Regions from separate parts of the Homo sapiens genome. Here region 1 is linked to region 2. Evidence: read pairs that join two places in POLR2A ChIA-PET (ENCODE). Cell type or tissue: Caco-2. All regions are shown on one strand. Each heading gives the region's core, and the rest is flanking DNA. Links, peaks and the distances in the headings are about the cores only. Region 1 overlaps TNS3 (tensin 3). Region 2 has its middle 9.7 kb from the start of TNS3.

Region 1 (4,385 bases), core at 319-4,318, 80 kb after region 2:
GCTGGAGAAGGTTCAGGCTCCTCACAGGAAAACGCTTTTGGTGGAGCCTACTTGCATGGAATGTCACTGACCCTCTCACTTGAGATTTTTCAGCTTTTCAGTTTTTGCAAGTTGATGGATGAAAAGTGATGTCTCCTTTTTATTATGTTTTTCATTCATCTGGTGATTACATGAGGTTGAACATCTAAAAAGATACAAAAAAGCTGCCTGCAGCATTTCTGTTTACTTAGCAAAGTAGCCTTTCAAATCCTTTGTTCATTGCTTATTTAAAAATTAGATTATTTTAGGGCGTGGTGAGGTGGCTTATGCTTGTAATCCCAGCATTTTGGGACGCCGAGGCGGGAGAATCGATCGAAACCGGGAGTTCAAGACCAGCCTGGGCAACAAAACAAGACCCCATTTCTACAAAAAATTTAAAAATTGGCCTGCACAGTGGCACGCGCCAATGGTCCCAGCTACCCTAGAGGCTGAGGCAGGAGGATTGCTTCAGCCTGTAAATTTGAGGCTGCAGTGAGCTATGATCATGCCACTGCACTCCAGCCTGGGTGACAGTGAGACCTCATCTCTAAAAAGAAAAAAATAAATAACATTTTGAAAATTAATAAATTTAAAAATCATTTTTTTAAATTTCTGAGACTTCACTATATTATGAATACTAAATCTTATCTGTGATATTAGGCAGAACTTTTGCCAATTTCTAATGACATTTGTCCTCAGAAAAGGTCAGTTTCTTATCTTTCCACTTTGTACATTGCAAACATTCCAGTCAGTTGCTTGTCTAAGTTTGTTTGTGGCCTGTTTGTCACGCAAAAGTTGTAATGTTTGGTTTGTTCAGATCTACTCATCTTTTCATTTAGTTCATACTCTTGTTCCTTGTTGTAGAATGTCTGCCCTTTTCCAAAGTCACAAAGATGTTCTCTGATATTTTATTCTAATAATTCATTTCAGCTTTTCCAATTCCGAATCAGTTCTATGATTGATGCATCTGAAATTCATGGTATTTCTGTTATTATTATGATGATGTTTTTCATGGAGTAACCAGTTTTCCCAGTTTTGTTGTCTGGCTCCTCCTTTCTGTCTGAGTTGTGAGGTCTCTCTCCAGTGTCATTTTCTCTCCTATAGATGAGGCCACCGCGCATGTCTGTCGGTCACAAAGTTTATTTCATACAACACAGAGTGCTGTATATCTGTTAGCCTTGCCTTTTGTAAGAACTCTCACATGTGAAATAGTTTGAGATCATAATTTTTCAATAGCTACCTAATATTTTGTTTGTATATATATGTAATTTTATCTTTTTATTGCTTAGGTAAACTATTCTTTTCATGGCAGAGAGGAATCTTGGCTATCACCCTGTTCTACTCCTAATTACAGAAGGGGAAATGTGTGCCAGAGGGGACATGACTGGCACGGATCCTTGGAGAGGGGCTGGAGTGAGCATGTGAGTTCAGACTCCTGAGGTCCCTGGACACCTGCTCCTGGTCCTGGTGTGTAGCTCATGGTAGATGTTTGCTTTAGTGGGCTCATGCATGTGGAGCCCCAGTTCTTGCACCAGGCACAGAAGAGCCTTTGCACACCAGCTCACTGGGTGTTCCAGTCCAGCTCTGGGAGGTGGGCTCTGCCCATCTAGAGCTGGGCTGGCAGCTGGTGTCACTGCTTAACCTGCTCTGTCGCCCAGGGCAGGCAGCTTCCGCTCTGTGCTGCAGTTTGCTGTTCGTGCAACGGAGTGAGAATGTGACTTTCTCCCTGGTCCCCATGGGAACAGGTGGAACAAGGCGTCTAAAGTACATGGAGCTTCGTGGAAGGCACCGTGGCAGCCAATAACGGGGCTGCATGGAAGGAGCCTCTCCCAGCCAGCAGGGCATGTGTCTTCTGCAGGGGGAGGTGCAGCGGCCGGCAGGCTCCGGGCAGTGTGCCTGGGCCCCGGTTCTGCAACCCAAGTTCTCCAGGTTCTTCTTGTGGGTCCAGCTCCGTGCTCAGAGGGGGAGGTTCCAGAAGCTGAGGCATTTTCCCTTGCTTCGTTTACAGGAGTGGGAAGGCCTTCGCCAGAAGCCCCTGGGAGAATTCACTTACCTTTCTGTTGGTCAAAGTTGGGTCCTTACCCCATTCTGAGAGCCTCAGGCAAGGAGAATGAACGGGGTTGCCCTCGCGCTGCGGGTCTCGGGCACCCACTGCTAGGGTCCTAGAAGACCCTAAAGGGCTCTTGTCAGTGTGGTTTGTATTCATCACGATTTACCCTATTAGAAATGGGAAACTGATGAGTATTTAAAATATTTAAGTCAGTTAAAAGCAATGGTAATGAACCAATTACATGTTAAAATGAACATAAGCTTAATAAAAAATAACTATGTTTCAAAACAACAAAATGAGAGGAGGTGCATTTTTTTTTGTGATTCTGTTATGCAGCCTTAATCAAGAGGCTGGTTACCCTTGCATGCAGTCTTCTGCAATGTTTGGTTTGAAGCGTCAAAGACAATCTAGCCCCATAAACATATCTACTTGGAAAAGGAGGCATTTTAATAGGCTTTTCCGGCCATTGTAGCTATTTCATTTTGATTCTACACCAGAACTCAAGTGACAGTTGCTTAAAGTTCAGTTTCACTGTGGAATCTGAAATTGTGTCAGTAGAGTTTTTCCTACGCTGTTTTATTAAAATCCACTGGCCTGTCTTGCACACCAAGTGCATCTTTTACCCGGTGTGGAACACCACGCACTGGACATTTGGAAATTATTGGTCCACTGACAATTTCGCAGAACTTCTAAATGTTGACATATTTGTTATACAATCTCAGGAAAATCCCCACATTTGTTAATAATATTGTTGATTTTAACAGAAATGTCCTAGGAGTTGTTAGGCCCTGGTGATGGGTACAAGTCTTTTTTTTTTTTTTTTTTTTAAAGACAGTCTTACTCTGTCACCCAGGGCACGATCTCGGCTCACTGCAACCTCTGCCTCCTGGGTTCAGGAGATTCTTGTGCCTCAGCCTCCCAAGTAGCTGGGATTACAGACATGCATCATCATGCCCAGCTAATTTCTTGTATTTTTAGTAGAGATGGGGTTTCACTATGTTGGCCAGGCTAGTCTCAAACTCCTGACCTCAAGTGATCTGCCCGCCTCAGCCTCCCAAAGTGTTGAGATTACAGGCGTGAGCCACCGCACCTGGCCTGGGTACTAGTCTTTTAAAATTCTAATTTTCACTTGAAATCTCAAATTTTGACATTGGTTTATGATGACAGACTCACTTCATTTTTGAGAAAATGACAAGCACTCGAGTCTGAATAACTGCATTTTGTCTGCTAGGAGTTCTTTCAAATAAAAATGACATCCCCTGAGAAGGTGGCTAGTTTAGCTGCCAGCTCACACAACTGCTATTCCAAAAAGGAGGCGGGTCTGCCTGGCTGAGGGTCAAAGTGAACACATACGTTTTGTCTTCTGGGCCTGTGTGCTTCAGAGATGGATTTTGGTGCGAAGTTCTTCTTCTGTTTTGCAGCCTCCCTTCTGGCCAGCACCTTCACAGCCCCGAATCCCTAAGTGGTGATCAGGTAATGAGGTCTCCATAGCTTGTGGGCCTGCTGGCTATGGGCTTCTGAAAGCAGACCTGGAACAGGTCAAGATTGGGACACAGTTGTCCAGCACGTGAATCCTCAGTCTCATCCACAAACCCCAGTCTCACATTAGTAAAACAGGCGAAGATAGGTAGCTTCTTTCCAGGGTGTGGTGGAAATTTGGCAATACGCATGCAGTTCAAACTTTTAGGTGCTGAGTGTATTAGCTGCCTGTTACTCGTGTTAGTGCTGCTATTGTGAGACCCTGGTCATGCACAACAGAGACGCTGTCCCTTGAGGAGCTTGCAGCCCATCGGGAGAGATGGACACAGGGAGATCATCATGATATGACAAGCCATGATGACCTGCCATGATGGTTCAGTGGCACAGAAGGGTGTCAACTCAGGAACGGAGGCAGCTGAGCCGGGCCCAGGAGGTGGGTGCAGGATGGCGTGAATGAGGAGGTGAGGTTGGTATGGGCAGGGTTAGGGCAGGCAGGGGTAGGGCAGGCAGGGGGCTGTCTCCTGTGGGCGGCAGGATAGGAAGCTGGGCCTGGGCACTGTTTGATTCATATTTTGTAATATGTCAGAAAGGCAGGGAGAGTATGGCTGGATGCAAACACTGAATTTGATGCACAGACGGGCTGGAGTCCCACCTTCATGGACCATGGCTGCCCCCTTGGCTGAGTCACCCTTACAGTTCCTCCCCGAGAGGTGCTTACGAGGAGCAAGTGCAGTAACATACGGGAAAGTATCTTGTACACTGCCTGGTGCGGTGCTGACCAGAGCTGGGCCACGGATAGATTGACGGTGGACTTGCTACTCTGAGGATTATCCATGCT
Region 2 (4,385 bases), core at 279-4,278:
ACCACCACGCCCGGCTAATTTTTTGTATTTTTAGTAGAGACGGGGTTTCACCATGTTAGCCAGGATGGTCTCGATCTCCTGACCTCGTGATCCACCCGCCTCGGCCTCCCAAAGTGCTGGGATTACAGGCGTGAGCCACTGCGCCCGGCCAAAAAATTTGACTTTTAAGAGTCCCATAGCAGCAGCCAAATGGTTCACAGAAAGCTCAGGTGCCACAGAGGCGCGTGGCCATGACCTGCTATGTTCAAATTCCTTTGCCATCTCCCAGCTTGCTCTCCGGAGCCAAGGGAGGGCAAGGTAAGGCTTCATCTTTTGTCCGTTGTAATGGGCGTTGGGTAGGTGCCTGATGCTGAGAAATTATTTACTGCTTCGCTTGGCTGGGGCTTTTCACTGGGGAGAGGAAGGTGGGACAGAGATAGGGGACCAGTAACTGCTGTGCCTCATCATGCTGGAACTCTGAAGATTTCCAGAGTGGAAGGAAAATAGTGGCATGATTGAATGTTTATTTACTTATTTAGAAATAAAAAGTAATGCTGCTGAAAAAAAAACAACCACCCCAACAGCAGCAATGCAGCAGCCTCTGTGGGCTAGCCCGGCATCAAAAAGACCAGGGCAGAGCTCCAGCTTCCTAATCAATGACACACTTCAAGGGAGTTCAGAGGCAGGCAGAGAGAGGGCGAGGGGACTTTTTTTTTTTTTTTTTTTTTTGAGACGGAGTCTGGCTCTGTCGCCCAGGCTGGGGTGCAGTGGTGCGATCTCGGCTCACTGCAAGCTCCGCCTCCCGGGTTCACGCCATTCTCCTGCCTCAGCCTCCCGAGTAGCTGGGACTACAGGCGCCTGCTATGTCGCCCGGATAATTTTTTTGTATTTTTTAGTAGAGACGGGGTTTCACCGTGGTCTCGATCTCCTGACCTAATGATCTGCCCGCCTTGGCCTCCCAAAGTGCTGGGATTACAGGCGTGAGCCACCGCGCCCGACCGGGACTTTCATCTGGGATCTGCAGAGTGTAAAAGTTGGCAACAGCCACGTTGGAGTGTGGTATGATGCTCTGTTTTATCATCATGTAAAGATGTAAATTCACGGCCGGGCACGGTGGCTCATGCCTGTAATGCCAGCACTTTGGGAGGCTGAGCTGGGTGGATCACCTGAGGTCAGGAGTTTGAGACCAGCCTGTCCAACATGGCGAAACCCTGTCTCTATTAAAAATACAAAAATTAGCCAGGCATGGTGGTGCGCGCCTTAGTCTCAGTTATTCGGGAAGCCGAGAAAGGAGAACTGCTTGAACCTGGGAGGCAGAGGTTGCAGTGAGCTGAGATCACTCCACTGCACTCCAGCCTGGGTCAGAGAGTGAGACTCTGTCTCAAAAAACAAAAACAAAAACAAAAACAAAAAAAAAAAACAACGGTGTAAATTCACAAAATAATCTGAGTCAGCCCTGGGGGGAGCCTGGGTTTTCTCCGGGTGCTATTTGGCAGCCTCTGAGCAAGGTGACTTTGGTCATTCTGGCCAGAAGGCCTTGAGAGCTACTGAGGCAGGTACAAGGGAGTAAAGTGGATCACGTACGTGTGTGGTCCGGCAAGGGCAGAGCTCCTTCCTTGCGCTTTATAATCTGGGCCACCCGTTGGAGAAACTCTTCTGCCCTTTGCATGGAAAGTGGATTTTCAGTGGAGATCCTTCAAAATACCTTCTCTGAAAACCATATTGTCTTGAGTTCAATGCTTCTGGTCGCCTCTCCAATTTTAAGAATATATTTGATTGCCACAGGTTTGCCCCCAAACCCCTCCTGAAGTCCATGTGGGTGAGTCTTGCGGAGCAGGGGCCCAGGCTGGTTAGGGCAGCCAGAGCTGTGATCTCAGAGCACGCAGTGCAGCTGAGGAATTCCGCAGATCAGAACGCTTTCCTTCAAACCCTTGGGAATATGCCCAGCTAAATTCTTGAACTAGTTTAAAAATCTGCAGATTTTTGTTTCCCAATGAAAAACAGTCTTTAACTACAAAAGAGGCTCAGGTTAATAATGCTCCAAGATAGCAAGGCACTCCCCTTAAATATGTACATTTTCCTTTCTCATGCAGTAAGTACAAAACCTGGAGGCTTTTTTTTTGTTTGTTTTTTAGCACATTCCTGGACCCAGCCCTGGAATTTAGAGGATCTGGGCTCAGGAATCTGAATGTTTAACCGCCCCCTCCTCCAATGTGATTTTCATGATCAGTCAGGTTTGGAATAAACACCTCGGGCAGATTTTTTGGCTTCGGGCGGAGCTAGGGAGGAGATGAAGCCAACTTCGGTAGCTTGCTTTGCTGCTGTCTTCTCTTGACAGCCCCTAATTCAGTGGTCATTATGTTTAGGGGATAAGCTGCCCCTGGGGTAGCACTGAGGGTGAGATAGTCATAGTGGCTACATTTGCACGAACTGCTCGACACAGTTCTAAATGGATCATAGAACATGTACTTAGTGTTCACAGCAGCCTGCTAGGATTGGTTCTGGTATCATCTCCATTTTTCACAGAAGAAGAAACTGAGGCACAGTTTCTCTGAGGCACAGAGAAATTAATGAACTTGCCAAAGCCACACAGTAAACACGCGTTCTGGCATTTTATGTTATTTTTATTTATTTACTTTAGAGATAGGGTCTCACTGTGCTGCCCAGGCTGGAGTGTAATGGCATGGTCATGGCTCGCTGCAGTCTCGAACGCCTGGTCTGAAGCTGTCCTCCCACCTCAGCCTCCTGAGTAGCTGGGACCACAGGTGAGCACCACCATGCCTAGCTATTTTGCCTACTCACATACTAATTATTGTTCATGTGCAATACCCAAGTCACATATCAACGTCATCATAGCTTGTTTCTCTTTGTTTCATAGATTGCTTTGTCCAAATTATCTTCTTGTTCATTGAAACCCTTTACAGTGAGGGAGATGGGGATTACTTTCTTGTTTTTTGTTTTGTTTTGTTTTGTTTTGAGACGGAGTTTTGCTCTTGTTGCCCAGGCTGCATTGCAATGGGACAATTTTAGCTCACCGCAACCTCCACCTCCCGGGTTCAAGCGATTCTCCTGCCTCTGGCTTCCGAGTAGCTGGGATTACAGGCACGCGTCACCACACCAGGCTAATTTTGTATTTTTAGTAGAGACGAGCTTTCTCCATGTTGGTCAGGCTGGTCTCAAACTCCTGACCTCAGGTGATCCGCCTGGCTCGGCCTCCCAAAGTGCTGCGATTACAGGCGTGAGCCACCGCCTCTGGCCGGCATTATTTTCTTTTCTCTTTTTCTTTCTTTTTTTTTTTTTTTTGAGACAGAGTTTTGCTCTTGTTGCCCAGGCTTCAGTGAAATGGCGTGATTTCAGCTCACTGCAACCTCTGCCTCCCAGGTTCAAGCGATTCTCATGCCTCAGCCTCCTGAGTAGCTGGGGTTACAGGCATGCACCACCATGCCCGGCTAATTTTTGTGTTTTTAGTAGAGACAGGGTTTCACCATGTTGGTCAGGCTGGTCTTGACCTCCTGACCTCATGATCCACCGGCTTCGGCCTCCTGAAGTGCTAGGATTACAGGTGTGAGCCACTGCGCCCAGCCCTGAGAAATAGTTCTTCTAATTGTCATCCAGTTTTCATCTGAGTCCTGTTGTTCTTTGGATATGTGTCCTAAGAGAGAGAAAGAAGAAGAGGGAAGGTGAGAAAGGGATAGGGAGAGAAGGATTGAGAAAGGGGGAGAGACAGTGAGGGGCAGGGGGAGAGAAGGAGAAAGGAGAGACAGGAAGAAAGATAAAGGGGAGAGAGAAAATTATGCCACTGTAATCTAAAGAGAGAGGAAGAGAGAGAGAGTGAGAGAGAGAGAGATGACAGAGGGAAGGGGGGAGAAGAAGGGAAGATGGAAGAAAGAAAGAAGTGAGAGAGAGAGAAAGAAAGAGAGAGACCATAAGAGAGAAGAGGAAAGAAAAGGAGAAAAAGAGAAGGAGAGGCAGAAAGGAAGAAAAGGCAGGGTCAGGGAGAGAAAGAAGGGGAGAGAAGAGGAGAGAGAGAGGGGAGGAAGGAGGGAGGGAGGGAGAGGGAGTGCCTGCTCACACAGGTGTCTCATGCCACTTCCACTCTGGCTGTCTTCCTGCTGTCAGATTCTTAGCTGCTCATTGCTCCCCCACAGGCTGTGCCAGCAACGTCCCAGGCCCAAGTATGGGAGTGAGCAGGATGCTGACCTAAGAACATCGCCACAGAGCTTTCTTCTCCAAGTCTAGACACAGCAGAGAACATTCTGGAATCCTACCCAGGAAACCAGAAGCAGACTCTTGCTATTTTTTTTTTTTTTTGAGATGGAGTCTCACTCTGTCACCCAGGCTGGAGTGCAGTGTCGTGATCTCCGGTCACTGCAACCTCCGTCTCCCAGGTTGAAGCAATTCTTCTG

What was found. ChIA-PET counts read pairs that join two places held together with the same protein. Peaks named below come from ENCODE experiments on the same cell type or tissue, not always from the same donor. Only the 100,000 strongest peaks of a DNase experiment are listed, where the experiment ranks them.
Region 1: POLR2A ChIA-PET joins it to region 2 with 5 read pairs; 4 of 35 experiments call an interaction of 5 or more read pairs at or near these places.

What each region holds. Positions count from the first base shown.
Region 1 is chr7:47,509,371-47,513,755 of GRCh38, reverse strand. The region is part of intron 2 of TNS3 (tensin 3); the gene reads left to right. Among named protein-coding and RNA genes, the nearest start is that of SNORD151, 47 kb to the right of the region's middle. In Caco-2, for the core only: no CTCF peak of the experiment used is centred there; no DNase peak of the experiment used is centred there.
Region 2 is chr7:47,589,574-47,593,958 of GRCh38, reverse strand. No RefSeq gene overlaps it. Among named protein-coding and RNA genes, the nearest start is that of TNS3, 9.7 kb to the right of the region's middle. In Caco-2, for the core only: a CTCF peak has its summit at 4,095; DNase peaks (open chromatin) are centred at 1,838, 2,198 and 4,118; H3K4me3 peaks cover 183 bases.